Regions from separate parts of the Homo sapiens genome. Here region 2 is linked to region 1. The links are chromatin contacts, found by Hi-C in ENCODE. All regions are on one chromosome and are shown on one strand. The core of a region is the stretch at or near the end of the contact, and the rest is flanking DNA. Distances in the headings are between cores, read along the strand shown. Region 1 holds the start of AGAP1 (ArfGAP with GTPase domain, ankyrin repeat and PH domain 1). Region 2 holds the start of GBX2 (gastrulation brain homeobox 2).

The links. Hi-C counts contacts between places; a loop is a spot of excess contacts on that map. Pooled maps may share reads with other maps.
Region 2: a loop to region 1 is called in a pooled map, with 14 times the contacts of the local background. The contact joins the promoter of GBX2 here to the promoter of AGAP1 in region 1. A Hi-C loop is called at or near these places in 1 of 168 maps with a recorded cell type or tissue (endothelial cell of umbilical vein), 4 of 37 single-sample maps with no recorded cell type and 10 of 50 pooled maps.

Annotation. Positions count from the first base shown.
Region 1 is chr2:235,492,589-235,495,411 of GRCh38, reverse strand. It overlaps AGAP1 (ArfGAP with GTPase domain, ankyrin repeat and PH domain 1), which reads right to left and starts at 1,369. Exons shown (of 18, transcript NM_001037131.3): 1 at 563-1,369. The coding sequence starts at 725. RefSeq lists an enhancer at 1-115.
Region 2 is chr2:236,166,761-236,169,674 of GRCh38, reverse strand. GBX2 (gastrulation brain homeobox 2) reads left to right here and starts at 1,289. Exons shown (of 2, transcript NM_001485.4): 1 at 1,289-2,226. The coding sequence starts at 1,704. GBX2-AS1 (GBX2 and ASB18 antisense RNA 1) reads right to left here and starts at 2,233. Exons shown (of 2, transcript NR_186035.1): 1 at 2,006-2,233. It overlaps LOC124906126 (a long non-coding RNA gene), which reads right to left and starts at 649. Exons shown (of 2, transcript XR_007088136.1): 1 at 291-649; 2 at 1-146. RefSeq lists an enhancer at 2,158-2,914.

The sequences.
Region 1 (2,823 bases), core at 120-2,619:
AGGGGCACCTGGACACGATGCTCCCGCGGCTAGGGCTGGCTCTCGGCATCCACTAAGTTCAACTGCACCCCTGAATTAAGCAAACACACTAAGGAGGGCAGCCCTGCACCGCCCAAACACGCCGGCCCGGGCCTCGCCCCCAGCGGCAGCACTTCTCAGAACACGTCTTCAACGTCCAGCAAGACGCCCAGGCCTGGCCTGGTAACCTGTCAGGGGTCGGGTGGCGCCGACCCCGCCGGCTGCCCCCAGGCGTCTGCTGGGCCGGGACGCTCCGGCAGCCCAGGACGCGGAGGCACCGAGCCACTTTCCCGCAGGAGAGACTCTATTGTCCACGATCAAATTAACGCTGACGATCTATCTTCCTGGCGGAGCTCGCGGCGCGGCGGGGCGCAGGCGACGCTCGCCCGGCCTTGCAAGACAAGCAGCGCCGCAGTGCTCCCTCGGCGGAGCAGCCGCGTGCCCCGGCCGGCGTGTGTGGACACCCGCACGCACACAGCGCACACCCCCGCCGCGCCGCGGGCGTCCGTGCCTTCCCGAGGCCCCAAGGCGGCCCGGCCCTCACCTTCGATGGCGATGACGTGCTCCCGGATCTGGTTCTGCAGCACCGGCTCCTCCACGCGCTCCAGCAGCTCGTAGATGGAGTAGATGTTGGGGTGGACCGACTCGAAGCGCTGGATCTCGGCCCGGATGGCAGCCGAGTTGGCCAGCTGCTGCTGGTAGTTCATGGTGCAGGCGCCGCGCCCGGAGCCGCGCGCCCCCCGCCGCCGCCGCCCCGCGCCCCGGGGCCCGCGGGCCGCCGAGCCCGGGGCGCCGCAGCCCCCGGGGAGCCGGGCCCGCCGGCGGCGGGCGGAGGAGGCGCGAGAAGAAAGGCGCGGGCGGAGCAGGCGCGGGGCTGGCCCGCGGGCTCAGTTCATGGCCGGGACGCGCGGCCGGCGAGCGAGCGGGCCCCGGCGTCCCGGGTCAGCGGGCCGCCCGGGGGGAGCGCGCCCCCATGGAGCGCGCCGCGGCGGGTGCGGCCGGCCCCGAAGGAGGCTTGCTCGGGTGACTTCCTGAGCCGCAGCCGCCTTCCAGCCCTAGGCGCTGCTCCGCGGAGCAGCCATTAAAGCCCAGGCAGCCGCCGCGCTCCGAGCGCCGGGGCCGAGGGCCGACCCCTGGGCAGTGTGGCCGCGCTGCTCTGGGCTCCTGGCCGTGGCGTGGGTCCGCGCGCTGCGTACTGCGCCGCCCGGCGCGCCGGGGCCCCCGCGCGAGCCCGCCGTGCGCCGCCCGCCGACCTGGGACCGAGTCGCAGGCGCCTTGCAAGCCGCGGAGCCCGCTCCGAGCGCCGCCCGCCGCCTGCCCGGCCGGCCCCCTCCCTGGCACGCAGGGCTCCGGCCCACGTCGGCCCCGCCCCCGCCTTCGCCCTCGCCCGCGCCCGCGCCCGCGCCCCGCCTGCCCGCGCGCTTGCCGCCCTCCGGCCGCCGGCGCTGCGTCCTCCTCGGCGCTTCCCAGCGCGCCGGATCCCGGGGAATTGCGCCAGGCCCCGCCCCGCGCCTGCCTCTGGGCTTCCTGGGACTTGTAGTCCGCGCCCCCGGCGGGCCGGGCCAGGGGGGTGCGCGGGGTGTTCACACTGGGCCGGGGTGCGGGACCCTCCCGCCGGCCAGGCCCCGCGCCTGCCAGCTCCTGCCCGGGTTCTCGCGGCGGCCCCCGCGCCCCGGCACGGGGGAGGCTGCCCGGGAGTTCGCCCGCCGCGTTGTTGTTTGTTTCCAAGCGGCTGGCTCCAGGAGCCTCTGCGACTCGCCAGTGTCCCACGGCCTCGCTTGGTTGGCGAGCCTCCCCTTCCCGCGTTTGGTAACTTTCTGCCTCCTTTCTCAAAGTAGCACACGTGCTTTCCCTTAATACATGCGATTTCTTTCCAAAGGCGAAGCGCCTCCTGAGCCCATGCGGCGTGGGGGTCCACACTCCACGAGTGGACTGAAGTTTAGACAGGGGTGCGAGATGCGACAAAATACCACAGAGGCTTTCGAGGCATCCTTCTCCCTTACAATTTTTAAAAATCGAGCCGTGGATCTCAAGCTGCTGCCTCCTGAGCGCCGCTGCCTGCTCCACGGGGTTCCTTAGCCCCTGGACCGTCTGTCCCACCGCAATCCCCGATTTAGGTCATCCCCGGGGACCCCCCGCGGAGCTGGGACCGCACTGCAGCAGCGCTTGGAAGGCTCGTCTCGCCGCTTTGAGGCAAATGGGACCCTTCAGATTTGCGGAAGCACTGGCTGCCGGGCGGTCCCACAAGGTCCTGGATTGAGGACACTGGCTGAGTCCCTGCCCCCAGCCATCGGCGTGGTCTTTCTGAAACTCAGCCAGCCGGGCCGGCATCCCCGTTTAAAGCCTGCTGAGCCTTCACCGGCTCACATGCAGTTTGCTATGGCCTAAGCACCCTGGTATCCAGCCGTGTTGGCTTACTGGCTGGGCTCCACAACTTCCCAAAGATGTGCTGACATTTTTACCATTCCGGACCTGCTTGTCTTCTCCTTGACACTTAGGCACAGGTCATCACTCCATGCCTCGGGCTGTCCACGCATAAGTAACTCTAGTAACCAAGAGGCAGGCATGTGGCCTCACCAAACCTGACCTATCAGCAGCAGCTGATCACTTGCGCTCCTGGAAACCCCTTCTCCCAGTGCTCACCAGGGCTTCCTGCTGTGTTTCTGGCTTCACTGTCCCTTTTGTGGTTTTCTTCTACTCCCCTAACCTCTAAATATGGAGGGCCCCAGGGCTTATGGTTAGGCCTCTTTTCTTTGCTATTTGCTGTGATCGCCCCTGTCTTATGGCTTTGAATATCATACACAG
Region 2 (2,914 bases), core at 40-2,539, 670 kb before region 1:
AATGACCGAACTAACAATGCCCTTCTTTCCTTCTCCCCAACCCGGTGCTGTTGGCGGTTCAGGGCTGACGTCTAGACCCGGGAAGTTGAAGCCCGGGCCTTGGAGACTCGAGGAAGCCCCGCTCGCGCTGGTGCGCTCTGCACGGTCTGCCGTTGTCAAGAAGTGATTCCATTTTTAAAGGGAAGACAAGAGCTGAAAGTTTTTTGTTTGAAAATGGAAGAGGGGATAAGTACGTCCCTAGTTTCCCTCCACCCCAAAATTCCCTTACTTTCAAATTTGGGGGTCTTTACCGTTGTCGAGAACAGGGGAAACATCCTGAGGGGATCGGCTCCATCCTGCAGTTAGCAAAGAGGAACCGCGCGCCCTCGAGTCCTCGCGCTGGAAACCGGGCGGCGGCGCCAGGGTGAGCACTCCTTGCGTTCGCAACGTGCTTAATTAGCGCCTATTTACAAAACGCAGCTTTTATTTGAGCAAACATCATAAAGCTTTCATCAGGATAATCTCACGTTATACAATCTGGAGGCACAGCAACTCCCCCCTTCCTCCCCGAGGATGGAGCAGATAAAGGACTCTCTTTATTATCATAATTATCGTGGTTGTTATTTTGGTGCGCGCTGGCAAAGTGTGTAAATAGGTGCGATGATTAAGAATGTCATGAAAAATGAGAGACGGGATCGCTCACGGGAGGGCCCAGCCCGGGATGGGGGAAGCAGCAGCCTCCCCGCCCCACCCGGTGCGCGGACCTACAGCGAGCAACCCGGCGGGTTTCTGGCGGCGGGCAGGCGCTGCCAGCTCCCAGCCTTCGCCCCGGGGGTGGCTCCGGAGGGGCAGGACCCTGCCCCCAACTCCAGGACCCTCGCCCGGACCCCAGGCGCAGCCGGAGCACCCAGCGCTGGAGTGAGCCGCAGGCAGGTTGGTTCCATGGCAAATACAGTAAAAGAAATAAAGCGCCCCCGGCCCAGCCGTGGGGGTGCGGGCCCCGGAGGCTACCCTTCGAGGTGGCCTCGACAAGGCTGCAGGGCCCCAAGGTCCGAGCCTTGGAGGTGCCATCCGCCCGTCTCAAGTTTGCGCGGCACGGGCTAGGCATGCAGGCTCCGGCTCCCCGGCCCGCGCGCTCCGACGGTGGCGCCCGCAGCCCGCTCGAGGCCAGCTTGGGTGGAAAGGGCGGGGCCCCGCTTTCGCCCCACCCCCGCCCCGCTCAGCCAATGGCCAGAGGCGCCCAGCCCCACGTGAGGCGAGCCGGGCCAGGCGGCAGGCAAAATGTGAATGAGAAAGAGGAGCGCGATTTAAAGGTGCTGGCTGCGCCCGCCGGAGATAAGTACGCCGGCTTCGCGCGCTCCCCAGCGGCCCGCGGGAGGCGACGGACGGCGGGACGGACGGACGGACGGCAGCTTACCGGGGCCGAGGGCCAAACCCGCGAAGCGCGCGGGCTCCGACGGGCAAGCGGCGGACGGGGGCTCCGGCGAGCCCTCGGGGCCCGGGCGCCCTCTCCACTCCGGGGCGCACGGCCTCACCCCGCACACCCCCTGCACCCGCCCGGCATGCAGCGGGCCCAGGACTGAGGGGCGGAGGCGTCTGCTCTCCGGGTCCCGCTCGGCCCCTGCCCGGCGCTCCCGGCGGTGCTCCCGGCGTCCGGCGGGCTTCCCGGCGGCGGCGCGGCGCGGGGACTTTTCGCCTCTCGCTGGCCTCTACCGAGCGCGTCTATGAGCGCAGCGTTCCCGCCGTCGCTGATGATGATGCAGCGCCCGCTGGGGAGTAGCACCGCCTTCAGCATAGACTCGCTGATCGGCAGCCCGCCGCAGCCCAGCCCCGGCCATTTCGTCTACACCGGCTACCCCATGTTCATGCCCTACCGGCCGGTAGTGCTGCCGCCGCCGCCGCCGCCGCCGCCCGCGCTGCCCCAGGCCGCGCTGCAGCCAGCGCTGCCGCCCGCACACCCTCACCACCAGATCCCCAGCCTGCCCACAGGCTTCTGCTCCAGCCTGGCGCAGGGCATGGCGCTCACCTCTACGCTCATGGCCACGCTCCCCGGCGGCTTCTCCGCGTCGCCCCAGCACCAGGAGGCGGCAGCGGCCCGCAAGTTCGCGCCGCAGCCGCTGCCCGGCGGCGGTAACTTCGACAAGGCGGAGGCGCTGCAGGCTGACGCGGAGGACGGCAAAGGCTTCCTGGCCAAAGAGGGCTCGCTGCTCGCCTTCTCCGCGGCCGAGACGGTGCAGGCTTCGCTCGGTGAGTCGGCGGCGCGCGCAGCCGGGACGAGGGGGCGGGAGGAGGCGGGGGCGGGCCAGCGCCGGGTTCCCGCGGGAGACCAAGGGGGCGAGGCCGCGCCCCCGCTCGACCCCCGCGGGAGGAGCTGGAGGATGAGGCCCGGCTGTGCCGCTGGGCCTCCGGGGGACATTCAGAGCCACCCAACAAGCGGGGTCTCGGGAGGGGGGGCGTTTAGCGCCCGGCGACCAGCTGCTGCCCTGGGCCACATATCTATCTGACGATGCGTTTGGCCGAGGCCGCCTCTGCCGCTCCGCGGTGACCTGGGGTTCCGGGTAGGTTGCAGCCTCTAGGGGAGACGGGTTGGGCTGCGCGTCTCAGCCGTGCGTGTGCCCAGGGGCGCCCAGACTTTTTAAACCCCTTCGCTGGTCTTGCTACTTGTCTGGGAGAAACGGACTGCTGGGAGGCTGTGCCTGTGTGTTTGTGTTGGGGGTGTCTGGTGGGAACTTATAAGGCCACAAAACATCCCTTTGACCAACGTTGTCTGTCTCAAAAAAGATGGTCTGGGATCTGCACGTCCCTACGCCTCCACTCCGGTTAGGAAGCAATTGAGGTTCACTACATTTTCATGGTGGCGGTGGGGGGAGGATGAATCGTGAATCCCCCCATCAGTCCTCAACCAGTCCCCACCCCAGGGACAAAGCGGGCAATC